2 separate regions of the Homo sapiens genome follow, and region 1 is linked to region 2. A link is an interaction called in ENCODE POLR2A ChIA-PET data of the cell type or tissue named here. Cell type or tissue: MCF 10A. All regions are shown on one strand. Each heading gives the region's core, and the rest is flanking DNA. Links, peaks and the distances in the headings are about the cores only.

Region 1 (11,094 bases), core at 1,288-9,287, 100 kb after region 2:
AGGGACTGTCTAACCTGTGAATCCTAGGCAGCAAACAGAAACCAGGTATTCAGAAATCTGGAGGATTTGGTCAGGCCCAGCTAGGACTAGGGAGGCATGGGCCTCTGCTGGCTGTGGTCCCTTCTCCAGCCTTCACTTCTCTTGTCCCTAGATCCTTACATGGATTCATTAATGCTCATTGTCCCTCCTGGGCCCACTCACTTTCACCTGTTGAACAAAAAACTGGCCAAGAGGTGACAGTCATATCACCGCAGAAGAGACAGGGCAGAGAAATGAAGGGGCAGAATGGACTCCCACCCAAAAGCCTGACTCTGAATATTTGAGAATTGTTCAAGTTCCTGCAGAGGAATCATGATGGGGACAGTAGGTGTAGTTTTTACTGCAATATTGGTGTCTTCTTAACAAATACGCTGCACATCAAGTGATGTCTGTGGATGGCATTCTTAAAGTAACAGGGAAATTGATGTTAAAGAAATACTTCATCCTTTGGGTGATACCTGAAGTTCTCTGAGCTTGGAGGTCTTGTGAAAGCCCTCAGTATTGTTTGTTTTATTTGCTTTCCTCTGACTTGTGATTCAGTCAGATGCATGCCTGCCTCTGGCTCAGGAAGATCAACCCTCTCCTGACTGACCACGCCTCTCCTGACTGACCACGTAGCACAGCAGCTTCCTTTCCCTAGGGGCTCCTAATGAAGCTTTCACAATCACCTGGCCTGAGCACAGTTTGGGTCAGGACTTGGTATACTTGAAAAAAACATGCAAAACCAAAATCCTGTGGTTCTGGAAAAGGCTTCTTAGCAGAACCCCCAGACATTTACACTCTGCTTTTTCACAGGGTCCCTGAGGATTCTTTGGATCTGGGTAGTTTGGGGAGCAGTATTTTCAACAAGTTCATTTCGTGCTCCTTCTACACCCTGCCTGGATGCTAGGCCCCATCTAGAATGTGAACAACAGAACAAGGCAGAACACTTGTCCTCAAGGTTCTGTTGAGTGTTAGATGCAGAGAAGAGACACCCCCCACCTCCCCGCATCACTTACAGGAATTCTGTTTGGAACCCAACATCAAATAAGGACCGTATCCACTGTCAGAGGATGGGAAGCAGCATGTCATCTGGGACATTGGAGAAAGGCTCCTGGGGGAAGTGGGACTTGAGCTGTGATCTAAGTAATGAACAACTGAGAGTTAAATGGGAGAGCATCCCCTATCAGGGTCCTGAGAGCAACCAGCCATGGTTTAAACCAGCTATAAAGCCTCGGGTTTATAGGATAGACAGTAACAATGGCTTGTCTTTGGGAGCCAAGCAGCTGGTCCAGGCATGCAGAGCATGTCTGTATGGAGAGCTGCCTGAGAGATGCTTTTGTTTACACTTATCAATTGCCCATGTCAAAGAAGGATATGTACATGAAGTTACATCAGTATGTAAGAGAGATTTTAACAATTTTTGCAGGGGAAGCTTTCATGGGGGCTGATGGGAATCTAGGTAAACAGAACCAAAGTCTAAACCCAAGATATCCCCAGTACCAAGACTGAAATGACTCTCTCCTCTATCTCTAGAAAGTTCCAGTGACCCAAGGAGGCAAACACGATGGGAGTCATTAAAGTGGGGTGGACGTGCTGATCATCTTCCTAATTCTGCTGCTTTTGTTTTCAGCCCCAACGTGTGTGCTGTGCAGAAGGTTATTGGCACTAATAGGAAGTACTTCACCAACTGCAAGCAGTGGTACCAAAGGAAAATCTGTGGCAAATCAACGTGAGTATCTGTAACCAGCCAGGAGACCAAGCTGTATGCACGCTGGCTGCAGTTCCCCAGGGCCTGGGCCAGCCTTCTAGAAGGTCAGGTTGCCTAAAAAGCCATGAAGATGCATGTGCGAACATGTCTGGGACCTGCGTGCTAGGGAGTGGCATTTTTAGGAAGCTGGCCAATTTTGTTTTGCATTTTTAAGGCTGCTGACAAGACTTGGAGACATTTTTCAGGGCTGGTTTGGGTTTGCAAGAAACATGAAACACTGCGTGTGTGTGTGTGTGTGTGTGTTTCTCAATCCTCATAAAATAATACAGATATGCAGTGGAGAAGCCACCAGCATGTGACTCTGGAAAAGAAAGCCCATTGGTGAATCTGTACTAAAGAATGCCATCCCTATCTTACAGTCCTAAGGTAAACACCCCAAAAAGACTTAGAGCACTAAACATATGCAGATTATGAGACAGCATAGCATATAATATTTGCACAGACTTCCTCATTCAAACCCTAGCTCTACCTGGGCCAGTCGATTCATCTTTAGAACCCTCCATTGCTTTACCTGAAAAGTTCGTATAACAAAAGGACCCACCTTATGGGGTTGTTACAAGGATTGAATGAAATAATGTACATAAGAGACTGAATATGGTGCCCAGCATATATCAGTGCTCAATAAATGCTAGCTACTATTATTATTATCACCCTAGATTTGCAAATCTAGACCACACAAGCAGAAGTAAGAGTGCCAACGGGGTGTGGACCAGTGTGGTTACAATAGGGCTTGTTGATGTCTGTTTCAGCAAGGAGGGAGGCAGCTTTTACCCCACTGCCCAGCTCCCTGGTGGAATCAGGTGCATGTTCTAACAATTCTGGGGAAACCTAATCTGTTTTGGCACTGTCAACAGATCTCAAAGCTGGCTGTCTCCTATAGCTAGGAAGATGTGTATGACAAATCTCCTGAGCCACTTGTGAAGGCCTGACCTTCCTCCTGTCTCCATACATAATGGGATGATTAAGAAACTCTAAGCCACTCTCTTAAGCACTTTTCAATGTTAGGGATTTTTAAGTTTATTGTTGTGACATTGCTTTTGAGCAGACATCTCCTCCAATTTAATAGCCAACTGAAAGAAGAGAAAATGCTCTTTCCTTAAACTGTATGTGGAAATAAATATTCCAATGTGTGACCCTGATTATGTTAGGCAATTAGCAATCCTAATATGAATTGAGGGAAGTTGGGATTCATGGCACAGCTGGGGAGATACCAGCAGTCCCTGGGAGCCTGTCCAGGGCAGGTCCATGGCAGCTTGCTCCATGCCTGATTGACAGCCCAGCCTGCAAGCTAAAAGTTGAGTGAGCTAGGAGGACACACTGCCAAGATTCAGCTAACAGACACCCAGCGATATTCTTGCTGCTATGAACAAAAGGAGACTATGCAAATTATACACCACCCATTCTTCCAGGATGCCTGACTTAAAAAATAAGAAAAAAGATGGGCCGGGCACAGTGGCTCACGCCTGTAATCCCAACACTTTGGGAGGCCGAGGTGGGCGGATCACAAGGTCAGGAGACAGAGACCATCCTGGCTAACATGGTGAAACCCCGTCTCTACTAAAAAAATACAAAAATATTAGCGGGCGTGGTGGCGGGCACCTGTAGTCCCAGCTACTCGGGAGGCTGAGGCAGGAGAATGGCGTGAACCTGGGAGGCGGAGCTTGCAGTGAGCCAAGATCGTGCCACTGCAGTCCAGCCTGGGTGACAGAGTGAGACACCGTCTCAAAAAAAAAAAAAAAAAAAGAAAAGAAAACCTTTAGTACTGATTGATTTTTTCCCATGTGTGTATATTATCTACTCAAATTAACAATTAATTACTTAATTAAACACAAAGCCAGGCCTCACCTAATTGCTTCTTGGAAGGTGACCAGAGTGCTAGTGCCAAGCAAACAACTCTTCTATATCTCAAGAGCCCTGGGCTTCAGAGGGCCATCTTTTTTGTTAATTCAAGTTTCTCTGAAAATGGAGACCCGTTTATGATGACAAGCTGGCTACAGGGTAGCATCTGCCACACTGTTTCGGGGGTGCCGCTGGGCTGAAGCATTTGCCCAGCTAGTTAACAATAGCTCGATAACATTCCCTATCAGTGTCCAGGCTGAGAATACTGTCAGTGATGAGTCGCCTTGGCTCTTGTACCTGTATCTTTGTGTGCCAGGACAAGGCACAAGCAACAGAGCTGTGTGTTGCCAAAATGTTCCTGATGAGCAGGTCAACCCCTCGGGGGCAGGTTTGGATATGATAATGTGGTGATGTGGTGGCGCAGCTCCCTTACCCAGTGAGCACAAGGGGAGTCCTCTAGGAAAAGGAAGAAATGTCTGGATGAGGTGGGGAGATGGGGTTCAGAGTGGACTCAGGCAAAGCCCGATGCCCAGTCCCAGCTGTTGGCCTAGTCTCACAAAGCCAGAAGGATATGACATTTACATTCAACTCTTGAATTTGTGGCCACTGCTTTGGGCAACTTCAAAGAGAGAAAATGAAGATAGAAAAATATTATTTGATATAAAACTTCTAGGACAAGAGAGGCCCTTCCTGGAACATTACATGTAGTATTAGGAAGGTGGAGCTGCCCTGGAAAAGATCCAGAGAACTCAGAGAGAGGAAGAGGTGGAACCCATCTCTGTTCTTGTAGAGAGCTCAGTAAGAGTGGCTTGGCAGGGCTCCTGTGTACCTGAGACCAAGACCAGTGAGGAGGCTACTGTCTGACCACCATACGGTCAGAATTCAGTGCCATGGGTGGTCAGGTGGGAAGGGGAGAGGACTGTGCTGGCTGGAGTTGATGTTATCCTGGGGAAAGTAGGTCCCTAGATGCCTTTAGTTGAGTGAGGAGCAGACTGGGAAATGGGAGCACAGTAGTGGTTGGGGCAAAAAGGACTGTCTCTGCATGAGGTCCATAGGCAGTTGGAATTTTCTCAGCAAGACTCCAGAGAAGGAGGCTGGAGCAGAGGTGTATGTTGGGATGAAAAGGAGTAAAGTATCATGGGGGAGGAGGCAGCTCAGGTTGTCAAGGGTCAAGAAACCAGAAGGAGAATTTCACCTTGGAAGCAGACAACGGGTACCAAGCATACAGGGGAATACTTTGTGGTGAGAGGTCACACAGAGATACAGGAGCCGACCTGGTGAGACAGGAGCCTGGAGCCACCTGCCTGCTTTTGTGAGGCCCCAGACTCCACTGCTATCATCAGGTGAAGCTCTGTTGCCTGCACACAAAAGCTTTTCTGCATTTACAAAGAGAGAAGGGCCTGAGTTTCTGGTGCAATGCGTCAAGCTGACATATGGACTTTATTACAGGAAGTGGTTACCAGTGGGTCCCTATTTAGTGGCTGTTATTGTGAATTTTATTGTTCGGAAATTCACTTTAGCATTTATTTCAGATCCTAAATAGCACCGGAGTGATACAATGGCTAATCAAACAAAGAGGGCTGTGGGGAGCAGACAGTCAGCATCCCCCTCTGTGATTTCAGGCCCTGGTTTGATTAGTAGCCATAAAATTTTTTACGTGTGGCACTTTGAGCAAAGGTGCAGGAAATTGTGGTCAGGAAGCCTGGCTGCCTCTCGACAGGCTTCCTTTGTGCTAGCCCCAGGGAGAGGAGGCCTATTTAACAGCCAAGTCCAAGTTGACATCATGGGACTGGAATAGTCATAGCAGGAGCTCAGACATCATAAACGTGGCATAGGGAGGGCTGGTGGAGGAGCTAGCGGGTATGGGTGGCAGCTATTCATTCCAAAAGTCTTGAAATTGTTTCACGAGCAACACATTTCACAAGTGCGAAGCCCTTCTCTGGAGCCAAGATGAGCTGGCAGAGCACTCCTGTTTCTCTAGTAGCAAGTGTTCCTTTGCCCAGGGGCAAAAATATTAATACTCCTTCAGCACTGCATTAATGCTTAAAGATTTAACTTTTAAAGAGATCAGCTGGTGCATGGTCGAGCTTTTCCATCAGCTGGCAGGGCTTTTTCAGTAGGTGTCCTTCTGGGCAGGGCACTGGGGACAGCTGACGTGAAGGTGAAGAAGAGCTGTCGTTTTCCTCCCTTATATCCCACAACCTTGGTCCCAAGAGGAAAAAAAAGAAGATGGTGAGAAGTCATCCAAGCAGACCCCAGACCCATACTAGTGCCTCCTTTCCTGTTTCATATCCCTGTGCAGCCAGCTGGGATCTCTTGAATAATCTGCTCTGGGGGCACTGAGATTGGACATACACCAAACAGCGGAGATCGACCAAACGCCTCTGTTGGGCAGTGTTTCCTGAGGGTTCTGTCCCATTCTGTAAACTAGGAGGCTGACTAGCTGACAAGGAATTTTATTCTGTTGGGTATTTACATGAACCTATGTGCCACCTGGGGTAAGACCCTGTGGTAGGTAGAAACATGACTTCCCAAAAATGTCCACATCCTAATCTCTAATTCTGTAAATATATTCCCTTACTGGAAAAAGAGACTTTGCAGGTGTGATTAAATTAAGGATCATAAGAGGGAGAGATTATCCAGGATTATTTGATGAGTCTAATATAATCATCAGGGTACTTAAAAGAGGGAGGCAGGCTGTGCCTGGTGGTTCACGCCTTTAATCCCAGCACTTTGGGAGACTGAGGCGAGCGGGTCACGAGGACAGGAGTTGGAGACCAGCCTGACCAACATGGTGAAACTCCCCCTCTAGTAAAAAAAAAAATACAAAAATTAGCCAGGCATGGTGGTACACACCTGTAATCCCAGCTACTCAGGAGGCTGAGGCGGGAGAATTGCTTGAACCCAGGAGGCAGAGGTTGTGGTGAGCTGAGATCGCACCACTGCCCTCCAGCCTGGGCAACAGAGCAAGACTCCATCTCAAAAAAAAAAAAAGAGGGAGGCAGTGGGATCAGAGTCAGAGAAGGCAACGTGATGATGAAAGCTGACATTTGAGTGATGCAACCACAAGCCAAGGAATGCAGGCAGCTTCTCAAAGCTGGAAAGGACGAGCAATGGATTCTTCCCTACAGCCTCTGTGAGGAATGCAGCCTTTGATTTTAACCCCATAAGGCCGATTTCTGACTCTAGCCTCTGGAATTGTAAGATAATTTGCATGATCTCAAGCCACTAAATTTGTGGTAATTTGTCACAGAAAGCAATGGGAAGCCAACACAGGCCTTATTTGTTGACTTATAGATGCATTTTTCTTTATTTCAATGTACTTTTATCAATGGTCTCATGTAGGGTATTGCTTTCAATGAAGATATTAACATAGTTTCAACTTTAAGGTTTATATCTGGAGTTTCTTTAGAAGCTTCACAACTGACCACTTAGTAAACAGTAAGCATCTGTTAAGTGCTTCTCATATGTAAGTTCATTCAATTCTCACAATCACACTATAAGATAAATATGATTATTAGCCCATTTACAGATGAGGAGACAGGCTCAAAAGACTTTTATGCAACCTGGTCAAAGTCATTCACTGGTAAGCTGAGGAGGTCTGTCCACTTCCTTTTGCTGCCCCCAGGGGGTATCAAGCCTGGCAGTTAGTGTCAGCGACTTAGGAGGTGAACAAGTGAGCAGGCCTGTAGGACCTGGCTAAACTGCCCCAGGTCTCTGTCTACAGCCTCAAACCTGTGGCTGTGGGTCCCAGAGACAAGGCCTCCTCAGCATCAGAGAAGGATGCCTTTGTCTCAGGGTCATCAACCTTCTCCAGGTTGCTCACCCCCTGCTGTAAAGGGGATCCCCAAGACCGCTCATCAGACAAGGAGCTTGGGAACTGAGGAGACACAGTCAGCCTCCAGGAGTGCCCAAAATGCCCTCACATGCTGCATACAGATTGCCACAAATAAAGTACATCCACATTCTGAAGACTCTGTCCTCATCACCAACCAGGCTGGCCCCTGGTGAGGGCTGTAGTGGTTGAGGCCTTTGTTGGTAGACAGTAGGTTAAAGCAAGCCATGATTTTCTATTGGGAGGCTTCAGAATCAGCTCAGCTGTGTTTCCAAGACCAGGAGGGCAGAAAGCAAACCATCCCAGGCAAGCAGTCCATGGGCCATGTCAGATGTCTAGACGTTATGGGTCTGTGTTTGCTCTGCCATTCCTCTCGGAAACTATGATGCCCTGTATGGTTTACCTTCAGTCACAGGTGACTGGCCTACAGGGCCATTCCTTGTTCCAACGACTTCTCGAGTATAATTAATCCCCAGGCATTTACGGCCAGAGCAGCCGGCCAAATCCGTGAAGTGCAGTGGTTGTTTTAAATTATATTAACTTCTTGGAAACTTATTTTAGGGAGAGAAAACTCAGTACTTCTCTCTATCCAATCTTGAGTAAAAATGTTAGAAGGGACTGGTGGAGAGCCTCCCAGACATCCCTACACATAGACTTTGGGTTGACATTATCTCTTTGCACCTTCCTTGAAACTTTCTTCTAAATTAGGTGCCTTCCCTAATTTAGGCACCTTCCCAGTACTAGTCTGTGACCTGTTAGGAACCAGGCCACACAGCAGGAGTTGAGTGGCAGGGAGTGAGCATTATTGCCTGAGCTCCGCCTCCTGTCAGATCAGCAGTGGCATTAGATTCTCATAGCAGTCCGAATACTATTGTGAACTGTGCGTGTAAGGGATCTAGCTTGTGCATTCCTTATGAGAATCTAATGCCCGATGGTCTGAGATGGAAGAGTTTCATACCAAAACCACCCCTTCCCCCTGCCACCATCTGGGGAAATATTGTCTACCACGAAACTGATCCCTGGTGCCAAAAAGGTTGGGGACCGCTGTCCTAAGGGATCTGCTTTTTCTGACCTGAGGTTTTTCTTTATTAGACTGTATCTGGCTGAGGAGAAGCCTGAAGCCTTTAATCGGAACAGCTTTGGCTGATGAGATTAGATTCAGAAACCAACAGATTGGTCTTTTCTATGCAGGGAAGCCTAGGAACTGGGGGGCTATGGCTGGGAAGCCCCCTATTGTTTCCATCCTTTCCTATGTTCATCCTGGAGGAATGGCATCAGACCCATGCCTCTGTGATTGCTCCCAGCCCATCCAACCACAGCATCTATGTTCTGCCTGGGACCAGGGCCAGGGAGCATGGCACACTGAGCTGAGTATAAGGAGAGTGGAGCAGGCCACTGCCAGCCCAGAAAATTTTGGTCAAAGTTGCCTGAAATCTTCTCAGCCTTCGATTCACAGCTGCTCTCTGCTGCTCTGGGGCCATGCAGACCAGTTCAGAAAAGAGTTAATTTGTTGGGGCAGTTGGAGGCAGGTGGACTGCCAGCTTTGACACCTTCCCAGCCCACAGGCTGCTGCACTGGGGCTGAAGGCGTGGCTAACCCCTGCACACCTAGAGAGTGACAGAGATGCCAGACTGGGCAGCAGGAAGGCAAGAGGATTAAGAGAGAGCTTCCTGGCTGAAAGCCACACTCGGTTAACCAGGAAAAAGCCCTTGGCACGAGAAGACTCAGTGGCCTGAGGGACTGAGCCTTGGTTGTTGGGCATGTGCTGCATAAGCCATCCATGTGTGACAGTAGAGTGTAGTCCAGCCACTGTGGGACATGGGTGCTGAAAGACCACATGGAGAGGAACAGTGAGTGCTGACAAGGGCTAGCCTTGATCACTTTGGAGACACCCCCTGTGTCTTCTAGATGTCAGACTTTCCAAATCTGTCTGCTATCCTCCAAACGTGCATTTTCAAGAGCAATGGAAAAAGGATTGGACTTGATGGAATGCAGCAAGAGTCCTAGGTCTGTTACTACCTACCTATGACCTTAAGAAACTCCTTCACCCCTCAGAACCCTTACAGCTTTCTTTCTGATTCTATCCTGAGTTACTCTACTCCAAGCTGAGACTTTTCTGCTTAGATCTATCCCTTCCTCCTAAACCCCCAACCTCCATTTCTCCTGGTGTCTTTCTTTACACACCCCTCAGCATACACACACACCTAGCCACAGGAACCAATGAGTTAATATTTGAGGAGTTGGTTTTCTTTTGTCCTCAATGAGATCCTGGTGAGGCCACTTGAGCTGTTCAGCTCCCTTGCGGTATTTTGGGGATGGAACTCAGAAGCCAACAATATAGAAAAAGAGTCTTTGGCCAGCTTTCCCAGGGGCTCCATGCCATAGAGAGTACTGCACCCGTGTGCACAGGGGGCCCTGACATGAGGACTTTGAGGATAACACTATTCCTCCAACTCTGCTTCAGCATCTCCATGGATTTTCACACAGACACTTTAGGAAAGAAACTAAGTTTGGGGGGACTTGACCTAATCCCACATCACAGCCCCAGTAATACAGCCCTGGAATTTATCACAGAAAGCCTAGAATCCCATGCATATCCCATGCATATGCATCCCTAGTCCTATGGGTTCAAGGCTTGGAGCTCTCCCTGGATTTAGCTGGGAAAAGTTGGCAGACAGTTCTTCTCTGTCTTCTAGAAATATGGACTAGAATCGTGAGTGTGAGATTGCAAGTAACTTTTAAAATCATCTAGTTTAACTTCACCCCATTTCATAGACCAAGAAACTGAGACCAGAGAGAGAAATGGACTTTCAAGTTCACCCTGCTAGTTACTGATGGATCACAAGTCAAATCTCCTGATTCTAGCACTGTTTCTCTTACACCACACCACCTTTGAAAGTGTGTCAATCAAATCTTACTTTAGTTGCAGAGGATGACTTTAGTTTCTGAAGATAAAATTGTGAGTCAATCAAGATGAGTCCCAAGACAATAGCCTGTTTAGCCCTTATAAGTTCAGGGATGAAAGGTTAGAAAGAAACAGGATGGAAGGAGGACTGGAGAAAAAAACAAAAGAGGAAGGAAGGAGGAGGAAGCAAACAGGAAAAAAAAAGAATGTGCATAGCTTGTCACTCCTCAGTCATTTCCTGGGAGCCCATTTCTAGCAAAGTGACAGCTGCAACTCCCTGGCCACCTGAGCATCTTAGCTGATCTGTCTCTGAAACACCCCCTGGAGAACAGATGAATCAGGCTTCATCTTCGCTTAACTAAGTCTTCCCTGAGACGACTCCATTTAAATGAACAAGAGCAGGATTTCCTGGGCACACTGAGAGCACCTTCCAGAGGCCCCTCCAGAGCCCTAAAGCCTGTATTTCTTCCAGTCGGCCTGTTTCTTTCCTGGTGATGTCATTAAACGCCCTTTGAGAGTCCCACAGTGAGCAGTTCTGCGGTAAAACCCGCTGCAATTAAAGTCTGAGTCCTTTCCTGTCTCAAAGGGCATATTCATATAGAAGAAAGGAAAAGGAAGGACTGGCTGTTTGCATTTGGTTCCAGGCCTGTTGAGTAGAGGTCGTGCTCACTCCACCGAAGGTACAGGGTAGCCTTCAGCAGAACCTGGGGATTTGGTTTTAAGCAA
Region 2 (11,094 bases), core at 1,204-9,203:
TCTTTTGTTGGAAAACTGTGTGTTTTTACGTGTTTTGGAGCGCGAGGCTTCAGCCCTCCTGTCCAGGCCATGCTTCCCCTGCCCTTGCACTGGTGAGTAGGATTCCAGGCTCCTTAACACGGACCGTCTGCCTGGGGCAACAATCTGATTGCTTATCATGAAACTTTAGGAAGGAGATTAAATAAAGGACATTTAATAATTATTTCCCTTTACTTTTGCTGCTCCCAACAAATTTGTCCACCCTTTTCAGATAATTTTGCATCTATGTTCTGTTATCTGTGGTATTCACCTATTATTTCTATTGTTGTGATCACTGAAAACTTGAAACTGTTGAAAGTCACTTCTGGGTATTCATTTCACCAATCTGGAAGAACCTAGTGATGGTGCAGAAGAGAGCTGCTTCCATGGCCTTTAGTGAGTTGGCTGTGGATGTTCAGACAGTCTTCATCTCATCTTCTTTGATAATCTTGCCCTCAAGAATACTGTGGCAATCTCTTAGATACTTCTAGAGGATCCCATTCACGTAGTCACCTGATCTACCAAATTAGAAAACACATCAAAAAAGGCATTTGAGTTAAGGTGGTTAGTGGAGCTCCTCAATGCTAATAAACTTGTTTCATACTCTGGAATTGTGCTGAAGATCCGTGTCCAGCTTGCTCTTTTCTCCCTTTTTGGAAGAATGGCTTATCACTTGATGGAGTCCTGTATTCTGGTTTTGTTCCCTACCTGTCCTCAAAATTCTCGTGACTATGAGAGCCATCATGTTCCTTCAGCAACCAGGGAAGTAATTCATCTGATTCGGAAGACTTCAGTGAACTGATCTGAGATAGGTAGTGGTGCACCATCTTCTTACTGGTCTTGGGTAGCAACTCCCTATTGATATGTCAGTATTATGTCAGTATTCTCACATGAAGAATGGCCTATTGGCACAGAAATTAGCCATAAGTGTAACTCAGGAGAAAAGTTTCTGCAGTAAATAAAATTGTGTGTCATCTGATTTGAGTTAACTAGTAACTCGACTTGTCTTTTATTTTTGGTGTTTCACTGAAAGTGTGCCCTGGAGTTCCTTTCCCTCTACATCTGGAATAAAGGAAGGACAGCCAACCGTGACATTATCTGGAAAACAGTGTAACAGCTGGTGGCAGTGAGGAAATCAAATGGTAGATCGTGAGCTCAAATACATTCCCCTAGCCTGTCCTCCCCAGTTCTGCTTTAGGAGTTGGATTCAGAGAGAAATGGAAAATTAACAGGGGGTAGACAGTAGAGGTTTAAGGGAACTGTTTAGTAAATTAATAGGTTGCCATGTTTAACTCCTCTGTGTAGTTGAGTTTGGTTTACAAAAGTAGTAGAATGTATTTATTTATGTTTACCTTACGACATTTATTCATGATGCCAAGGGTGTGAGTTTTATCCTGCTGTAGACCTATATTACTATTTTCTTCAGTTTCCATAGACTTTCCTGCTAGCTCTGACAAGTCATTTTCCTGAAATTTGGCAAACCTCAAAGAGTATGACTGAATCAATGCCATCTCTATCAATATATATGAAATGATTTTTAAATATGAAGCATATATTCTATTAACAGCAGACTAGTCCAACTATATTCATATGGGAATGATAAAATAATAAAAATCACTCATGTCTGCCTCTTTACTATAACTGTGGTGGTATTATGTGCTACTAAAATCTGGAACTGGAAGATTTACACAGCCTGTAAACAGATAATTGTAGTCATGAATTCCCTCACATTTTTTGTAGTATCTCTCTATAGACATTAATTAAAATACAGATTCTCAGAGTCCATTCACTCTTTGATCCATAGCCTTGGTAAAGCCTCAAGAATAATTCCTGGGAATCATAACAAGATTTCCACTAACCATGCTAATTTTTTGGAATTTGTTTTGTTTTTGTTTTGTTTTACTTTGTTTTGTTTTTGTTTTTAAGACAGGGTCTCACTCTGTTGCCCAGACTGGAGTGCAGTGGTGTGATCTCAGCTCACCGCAACCGCTGCCTTCCTGCCTCAGCCTCCCAAGTAGCTGGGATTACAGGCATGCGCCACTAACACTCAGCTAATTTTTGTATTTTTGTATTTTAAAAAATTTTAAAAAGTTTTTTTAATTTTAGAAATGGGGTTTCACCATGTTGGCCAGGCTGGTCTTGAACTCCTGACCTCAAATGGTGCACCTGCCTCGGCCTCGCAAAGTGTTGGGATTACAGATGTGAGCCACCACGCCCGGCAGGGCTAGGTTTTTTTGCGTGGTTTTTTTTTTTTTTTCTTTGATACGGAGTCTCGCTCTGTCACCCAGGCTGGCGTGCAGTGGTGCAATCTCTGCTCACTGCAAGCTCCGCCTCCCGGGTTCACTCCATTCTCCTGCCTCAGCCTCCCAAGTAGCTGGGACTACAGGCACCCGCCGCTATGCCTGGCTAATTTTTGTATTTTTAGTAGAGACAAGGTTTCATCAATGAACAACAACAAAAAATAGTTTCAGAATCAATAATTTCTAACAAAATCCTTCAATATATAGAGTGATATATAAAGAGCCTAAGCATAGAAATTATTGAATGTTTATTTATGTATTCTGATGAATGTGTTTTTGTGGTATTTCACCAAGATAGGAAGTGAAATCAAATGGAGGTTGGTGAGTACCCCACGGCAACCATTGCTTCGTTTCATGGTTCAGAGTGAACTCTAATCTGGAAGCCTTCCTTAGGTAAGAAAAGCTTGAAAAAGAAATGATCGACTTTTTAAATGGTCACATATCTTTAAGCTAGAATGTTTAGATTAACGTTTTCAAGCTAATAAAGATCAATTTGTCTAAAATATATTTTACAATGTACATAGCTATAAAATCATATGAAGTGTTTGATTTGTGGATGAGCATAATCTTTATGCTCGGAAGATTACACAACTTAAAAAAAATTAAAATATTATTTTTAACAAGTTACTGGTATTAATATAATACCTTAAATTACTTATTGCAATTCTACTATCAGTGAATTGGCAATTTAATGATATCATTAAATAATTTTAACAATCCATGCCACATACAATGAGATTTAATATATAGCACAGTCCCTCTGTTAAGGACTGCAAGGTAGTTTTCTAACCTGGCATTTGAGTGATGTCTTTGTTTTATGTTAGCATCACTGGTTTTCAAGTAAAGGATTCTATTAAGGGTAACTTCTTTATAAAAACTTAGTGAAAATTTATCCATTTTGTTGATTTCCAAATGAAACGGTTGCAAGCAAAATGTCAATGACTGTGCTCCACATCAGAGTTTAGAATCCAGCATCTGTTCTTGTACCTTACAGCATTAAGGAGTTAGCATTGAAGAGTAGTAGATCGGGCCTTTTAAAATAGCACATGCTTTGAATTCTTGGTAGTCAGCAGTTTCACATAGTCTACGTAGTACTGCTGGACAGGGCCTAAGTCATGCATGTAACTGGTTTAGTCAGACTGAAATGTGTGTAGTAGCTCTTTTGCCTGATGCTTGAGATGCAGCTTTGTAACTATTTTTGCTTTTCATTTCAATTTTCCAAACCCTAAAGATGATTTTTCATTTTGTTCAATGACTTTATAGGTCATTCCTGCTTCTGGGATCCAACTCTATGTTGTGCTTAAGAAATGTGTCACATCAGACAGAGTGAATCACAAGACAGAGATATTTACCTATCACATAAATATTTTATTAGATTTCAAGGTATGTTTCAATTATGACACTGAATCTTTCATGTGTACATTCCTAACATTGCAGGGGTTAAAGGAGGGTTATATAGTTAACCAAAGTTCAATAAAGTTCAGAACCACTCTTACCATTATTTTGCCTTTCAAATAATTGTATACTTAAAATACTTTGTATTCTTACATAAAATATACGTACAAGATGACCATATATACTTGGACGTATCTGGACTTCAAATTTGCTGGAACTTAATTGCGTCCCAAGCTGGCTAATACCTAGAGATTCATCATTTCTGTTTGGAGGGTAAGAATGCTCATTCCCTGTCTGCTTTACTGGAGAGGATCAGGTGTGTTGCTTGAACTAAGACTTTGTCCCTGCCATATCTAACTTCTCTGAGCTCCTGTGTCCTGGCTGTCGTCTGAAAATTGTTGCAGATCATTTGAGTTTTTGTTAGAATTGTGCTTTGACTTAAGTAATGAAAACAGTTCAGAAAACTGCACTGGACAATTTAATATAGCAACACAGACTGCAACTAAACTATCTGCTGGCACTTTAATACTCACAATGATCATATAGGTACTTTTCTTGTTGGAGATGAGGAAACTGAGGCTTAGAGTAATTTGTTCTGACAAGATCATATGGTTAGTAAGTAGCAGAGTAGGGACTTATCTAGACCTATGCTTTTAATTGTGTTTTACTATCTCCCAGACCTCCCATGTTTTTTTTTTTTTTTAAGGACAATCGCAATGTGATACTTCCTTCTTTGAAAGAGATAAAATACAATAATTGACTAGGAAAAAAAAAACTTGGGACATACACTGCTTCCTTGGACATTTCCTCCTGGAAGCCTCCCAAGCCACCTCTTCCACACACAAACTCAATCACATGCATCCTCTTTTCCTTCTGTTGAAACTTGTCCCAACTTTGGTCATAGCATTTATCACTGTATTTCACCATTTTACCATAGCTCTTTGAGAACAGGTTTGTACTTATTTATCTCTGTATCCCCAGCATGAGGTAGCACCTATCCATGCATGAAAGTGGAAGATACCTACTAAAATTGTATTAAACAATTTTTCATTTTCTAATGTTATTCTGTACAGTTAGAGTGCCAATATTTGGTGGAAATGTGAAAAAACTATCAGAAACTGAACATTTTCTAATGTTTACAGAATGAAGAGGAACAGTTTATCTGTTGAGAATAAAATTGTCCAGTTGTCAGGAGCAGCGAAACAGCCAAAAGTTGGGTTCTACTCTTCTCTCAACCAGACTCATACACACACGGTTCTTCTAGACTGGGGGAGTTTGCCTCACCATGTAGTATTACAAATTTTTCAGTAACTTCCTTTACTAGATCGGGCCTGTGCATCTTCTGTATGTAGGAGGTGGAATGAAGTTTTTCATATTTCTGACCTTTGGAGAAAGTTTGAATTTGAACTGAACCAGTCAGCTACTTCATCTTTTAAGTCCACTCATCCTGATCTCATTCAGCAGATCATTAAAAAGCATTTTGCTCATCTTCAGTATGTCAGCTTTAAGGTAAGAAAAATAAGCATTAAATGGAAACCATGACTTACATTTCGTTAACAATGCTTTTGTATATCTAGAGCCTTATTTTGAGGCAGTCAGTGAATTTTGCAAATCATTTTATCCAAAGAGGTTTCCTGTTTTTCTGCAGTTATTTGCATCGATTGAAGTGTAGAACTTGAACCGTAATTGAAAAACTTAAAATGCAGTTTCCATCATTTGTATGCTGTTATTAAAATTCAGGTAATTGTAAAAGATTTGAAAATATGAACTGCTTGGAAAGCTAATTTGTCATCATCTCTGTTTTTCGTTTTATCATCTCAGACATTTTGTATGAAGAAAAAATACTCATTTATATGATAGCTCAAAGGAATGAATAAAATTTTGCAACTGAATTCTACTAAATAATTACATTGCCAGTATTTCTGATAAATTATCTTCAGGAAATTATTCGAGATTAAAAATTGTCTGTCTAGGTTGACAGTAGCGCTGAGTCAGCAGAAGCTGCCTGTGATATACTCTCTCAGCTGGTAAATTGTTCCATCCAGACCTTGGGCTTGATTTCAACAGCCAAGCCAAGTTTCATGAATGTGTCGGAGGTAAGGATATTATGCGTTTTTGGTGAGCTATACTAAAATCCCTAAAGACTGCCAAACTAGGCAAAAGCCATTTTTTTCCTAAAGACAGACCATCTCCTATTTGTATTCAAAGTATTATTTAAAGCTGTTTTCTGTTGACTAGCACTTATTTTTGCAAAAATAGTTTATGCATGTTTTCATTCTTTAGATATATTTTGTAACTGTAGTCATGGTTACCACAGTGTCATTAATATAAAATTTGGATATTGTGCTTATTCTACTTAAATAACAATTTATGTAGTTACTTTGAACATAGAGCATGTAGAGGCAATAGTGGGTGTTTTTCCTGTGATTCTGTGGCCTGTCTTTTGGAGGTGGAACAATATAATATTTAACTAAATGAACTACGCTTGTTAGCATGATGTTTACATTCATGCAGTAGAAACTCCAAAACAAAAGTGGTTTAAAAACATGATCAAAGTATATTTCTCTCACATTAAAGAAATTGATAGGTGAGACAGTCCATAGCTGGTATGAAGGTGGTAGGAACCTAGGTTTCTTCCAGCCACTCCACTCTCTCCAGGGTGTTTCTTCAAGATGACCATCTGAGCTCTGACCATCACATCCTTGCTCTGGGGGCTAGGATGTTAGAAATGGGGGAAGAAGGGTGTGCCTTCTCCTTATCAAGGAGACTACCCGTAAGTACCACACAGTGTTTCTGTTTACCTCTAAGTCTGGCCACACCAGATTCCAGGGAGTCTGGGGAATCTTTGAGCTGGGTGGCAGTGTGCCCAGCTAAAAATTGGGACTGGATTAACAAACAAAGGAAAAATGGTTGCCAGCAAGCAGCCAGCCACGCTCTGCCATAGAAACTCATACCGTATTCTCCTCATTCAGGCTTCAACCTGAATGCCATCTCCTTGGAGAGCCCCCCCTTAACCATTGTGAAAATGGCACCTCCTGCTCCAGTAATAATGTACTCTACCATTACATTATTTTTATCTTCTTCATGTCATTCATCAGTACTTGAAACCACCTTATTTATTTAATGTGTTTATTCTCTTCTCCTTATACCAAACATAAACTCATTGAAGGCAGAGATTCTATTTTGTTTACCATTATAAACCCAGAGTCAGAATAGTACCTGATATATGATAGGCATTAAATTATGGTAGTTGGTAAAGCTGGCTAATGGAAATTTTCCTATGGAGGAGGATAGAGGAATAGCAGCCTCTCTCTTATAAACTGAGTCATGGCACTCTTCTAGCAAGTATTTTTGCTGGCCTGTTTATCTTCTAAAGGGATGTGCTGAAAAAAAATGGGTCATTTAGGGATTAGAGTAATGTAAGTAATCTGATGAAATTTACCACTTCTAGTTATTTCCTTGTTTATGAACTACAGAATCCGATTACCCTGAAATTCTTCTTATATTCTAAAAGCTGTCTCTAATGTTGCACATCAGCTTCCAGGGCCAGCTTCTAGGTTAGCTGATGCAGTCACCAGAGCTAGATACCAGGAATTAATTAGCAAGCTTCATTTCAAGCTCTGCCTCTACTGTTTAAAGTAATCTCTGTGGCTTCTGGCAAGACCACAGATCTCTCTGAGACTCAGTTTTTTTAATCTGTTAACTAAGGAAAAATAAAAGTATAGCATTTTGCTAAGCATAAATAGTACTAAACTAATATGTTGCTATTATAATGAAATATGTACTCTAATGTTTTTTAAAGTCGTCCTTCAGGACTAAAGCAGTCAGTTGACAATTGATTAAAGGGAAACTAAACCTTGTATTTATATTCCCCTAATAATTTTGGCACCATAAAATTTACAGAAGAAGTTTAGCCTTGTACCATTTGAAAATATGTGCAAACCGGTTTACAATTAGTATAAATCAATATGTTTTCTTATAAATTAATGAACATTTATAACCAATTTGGTCATTCTGTTAGGCATAATAGAACCTTTGGTAGAATCCAAATTGATTGATTTTAAAAAGGGAAAAGTGATCATGTACAGATTTGGTTTCCAGACTTTCTATCTTTGCCAAAAAATACTGAATCTGAAAATTTCTGAAATTCTACTCATTTTCAGATCAAACTAGAAGTAAGCTTTAGTCTGTCAGTCTTCAAAGCATATACGACTTGGATTTACTTTGGATAATTGGCTAGGAAAAGCATGTCACTGAAGATTGTGAAATCTTATAAAATGAATTAAAACCTCATTTATTCATTCAACAAATTTTTATCATCCATTTGCCGTGCTATGTGCCAGATACTATTTTAGGTGCTAGAGATACGGGAGTGGATAAATCAGATAAAAATTCTGTTTCTTCTAGGGCAGGGGTCAAAAATACTCAGATAGCAAATATTTCAGGCTTTGGGGGCCAAGTAGTTACGCTGTGACTACTCAACTCTAACACTGGAGTCTGAAAGCAGACACAGACAATATTTAAATAAAGGGCATGGCTGTGTTCCCATCAGACTGTATTTAGGGACACTGAAATTCAAGTTTATTTCATGTCATAAAATATTATTCTTTAAAAAATTTTTCCAACCATTTAAAAATACAAAAGGCATTCTTAGTGAGCCATACAGAAGCAGACCATGGGCTGGATTTGGCAAGTTGTCTGTAATCTACCAACCCCTGTTCTAGGAAATAAATATACAATAATCATGTCCTTCTAATATTGAAAACCAAATCCTTAATTGAAGTAATTGGAAGACATGTTTTATGAAATCTTTGAAGCTTTTTTTTCTCACTATTTCATTTATCAATTATAAAAAGTATAAAACTATACTTCATTATAAAAATATCTTCTACTAGAAAATGATTCTGTGGAAACAGCCGTATGTTCATGGTTCTTACTATGTTATCATTAGCATGTATTGATATAGTTTTAATGAATTACTTAAAGCTGTACATTTTAAAATAATGTTTTCATAATTTTTTCTTATTGCCATGCAAGTCTCATTTTGTGTCAGCACTTACAGTTGTTTTTATCAACTCAAAATCATTATCATCAATCAAAATTGAAGATACACCAGTGGATGATCCTTCATTGAAGATTCTTGTGGCCAATAATAGTGACACTCTAAGACTCCCAAAGATGAGTAGCTGTCCTCATGTTTCATCTGATGATGGGTTACATTTTTTAAAGCTAGAATGATATGATATTTTTATTACAATAACTATAAAGATGCAATTTCCTTTTGAAAATTATATACCTATGAAGCATAAATTATTTAAGTTTTTTCAAAAGATTTCTTAATCTGCAAGGTAGGTATAGTTATAGTAAGTTTCTCCTGAGATATTTTAATTTTACATATATACATATGCTTTTCATTATATACATAATACCTCCTGGCAGCCATGCTCTCAGAAGTTGTTATTAGATAGCTATTTTCACAAATAATGAATAATTAATATTAAATTTAAATTTACAAAATATTATATTAGGATCAGTATGATTCTTTGTTCTTGAGAATTTTTCCCAACTTCCCACAGGAATTCTTTGTGTAGCTGACCGTTGTCAAGGCCTTAGAGAACTGGCGTTGAATTATTACATCCTAACTGATGAACTTTTCCTTGCACTCTCAAGCGAGACTCATGTTAACCTTGAACATCTTCGAATTGATGTTGTGAGTGAAAATCCTGGACAGATTAAATTTCATGCTGTTAAAAAACACAGTTGGGATGCACTTATTAAACATTCCCCTAGAGTTAATGTTGTTATGCACTTCTTTCTATATGAAGAGGAATTCGAGACGTTCTTCAAAGAAGAAACCCCTGTTACTCACCTTTATTTTGGTCGTTCAGTCAGCAAAGTGGTTTTAGGACGGGTAGGTCTCAACTGTCCTCGACTGATTGAGTTAGTGGTGTGTGCTAATGATCTTCAGCCTCTTGATAATGAACTTATTTGTATTGCTGAACACTGTACAAACCTAACAGCCTTGGGCCTCAGCAAATGTGAAGTTAGCTGCAGTGCCTTCATCAGGTTTGTAAGACTGTGTGAGAGAAGGTTAACACAGCTCTCTGTAATGGAGGAAGTTTTGATCCCTGATGAGGATTATAGCCTAGATGAAATTCACACTGAAGTCTCCAAATACCTGGGAAGAGTATGGTTCCCTGATGTGATGCCTCTCTGGTAATGGGCTGCCAAAGATTCTGAAATTGTTGTTGTTGTTTTTTTAATCAGTATGATTAGCTGCTTTCTATCTAAGCAAATGTAAATTTTAAAATGTGTTGCTGCTGTATTTTAGGTCAAATATTTGATTGTTTGCAAACTGTCGTGATGGATTGCTGCAGAAACATTTGGAAAAAAATAAGAAATTTGAAAAGCAAGAAATTGCTGTAAATAGGGCACAAGCCCTGTATATGGATTAGATGGTCGATATGCCAAAAACTACAGATGGTTTCTAAGTAGATTTCTCACCTTTCCTTGGAGGCATATTGTAGCTTGCTAAGTAAGTGTGTAATATTGAACTTGGATTCTGTAAAGTTATGTCATTTGCTTTATTACATTGTTTTATTTGATTCTATTTTATCTTGGTATTAATATATTTTATAAAATATAAAATATTTTAAAGCTTATTTAACTATAACATTTTTAGCACCCTATGAGATCATCTTGTGATTCAGTAAAAAACTTCTAATTTCCAAAGTACTTCAGATTCTACTTTATTATATTGAGAGATAATGGACATTCGATTAAAATTTAAAAATACTAATTCATTTCATAATGATACTGAGGTGAAAAGACAAGAGATAGTCATTCTGATTGTTAGTTGGTAGACTATTTGAATAAAGCAGTAAATGTTGCAGGATGTGTTTGGGAGGGAATCAGCATTTGCTGCCTCCTGCTATGGATCTGGAACTGTGCCAGATCCTTTGTATAAGTGATCTTAGAATTTAATTAGCAACACAGTTAGAACTCCTTAGTGGCTGCTTATTGTCTTGAGGGTGAAGATCTAGCCTTAAAATAACCCACAAGGTCCTGCAAGGTCTGGTCCCTCCCTGCTTCTTTTGCCTCATTTCCCATCAAGCTGCCCCTTGCCCTTCAGTTCCCATTTCCTCTCAGTTCCTTAGAACTGTCCTGCACCCTCTAGTCACAAGGAATTCACTCGTATCTCTCTTTGCCTGGCTTACTCTCTGTGCTCCTCAGATCTTTCCTCTAGCTGTATGTCCTTGATCATGGAAGCCTTCCTGGACACCCAGCCCATTCCCTGCTCTTAGGTCAGGTCCACGATGTGCACTCTGTGCAGGGCACTCAGCACCCTGGCTTTACTGTGCGGCACTTATCCCTGTTATAA

Evidence for each region. ChIA-PET counts read pairs that join two places held together with the same protein. Peaks named below come from ENCODE experiments on the same cell type or tissue, not always from the same donor. Only the 100,000 strongest peaks of a DNase experiment are listed, where the experiment ranks them.
Region 1: POLR2A ChIA-PET joins it to region 2 with 13 read pairs; 5 of 35 experiments call an interaction of 5 or more read pairs at or near these places.

What each region holds. Positions count from the first base shown.
Region 1 is chr5:136,032,112-136,043,205 of GRCh38, forward strand. TGFBI (transforming growth factor beta induced) reads left to right here. Exons shown (of 17, transcript NM_000358.3): 2 at 1,652-1,750. Among named protein-coding and RNA genes, the nearest start is that of TGFBI, 8.7 kb to the left of the region's middle. RefSeq lists an enhancer at 5,314-5,363. In MCF 10A, for the core only: no CTCF peak of the experiment used is centred there; DNase peaks (open chromatin) are centred at 1,900, 5,460, 6,690, 9,120 and 1 weaker place.
Region 2 is chr5:135,931,739-135,942,832 of GRCh38, forward strand. It overlaps the pseudogene FBXL21P. Among named protein-coding and RNA genes, the nearest start is that of LECT2, 18 kb to the right of the region's middle. In MCF 10A, for the core only: no CTCF peak of the experiment used is centred there; no DNase peak of the experiment used is centred there.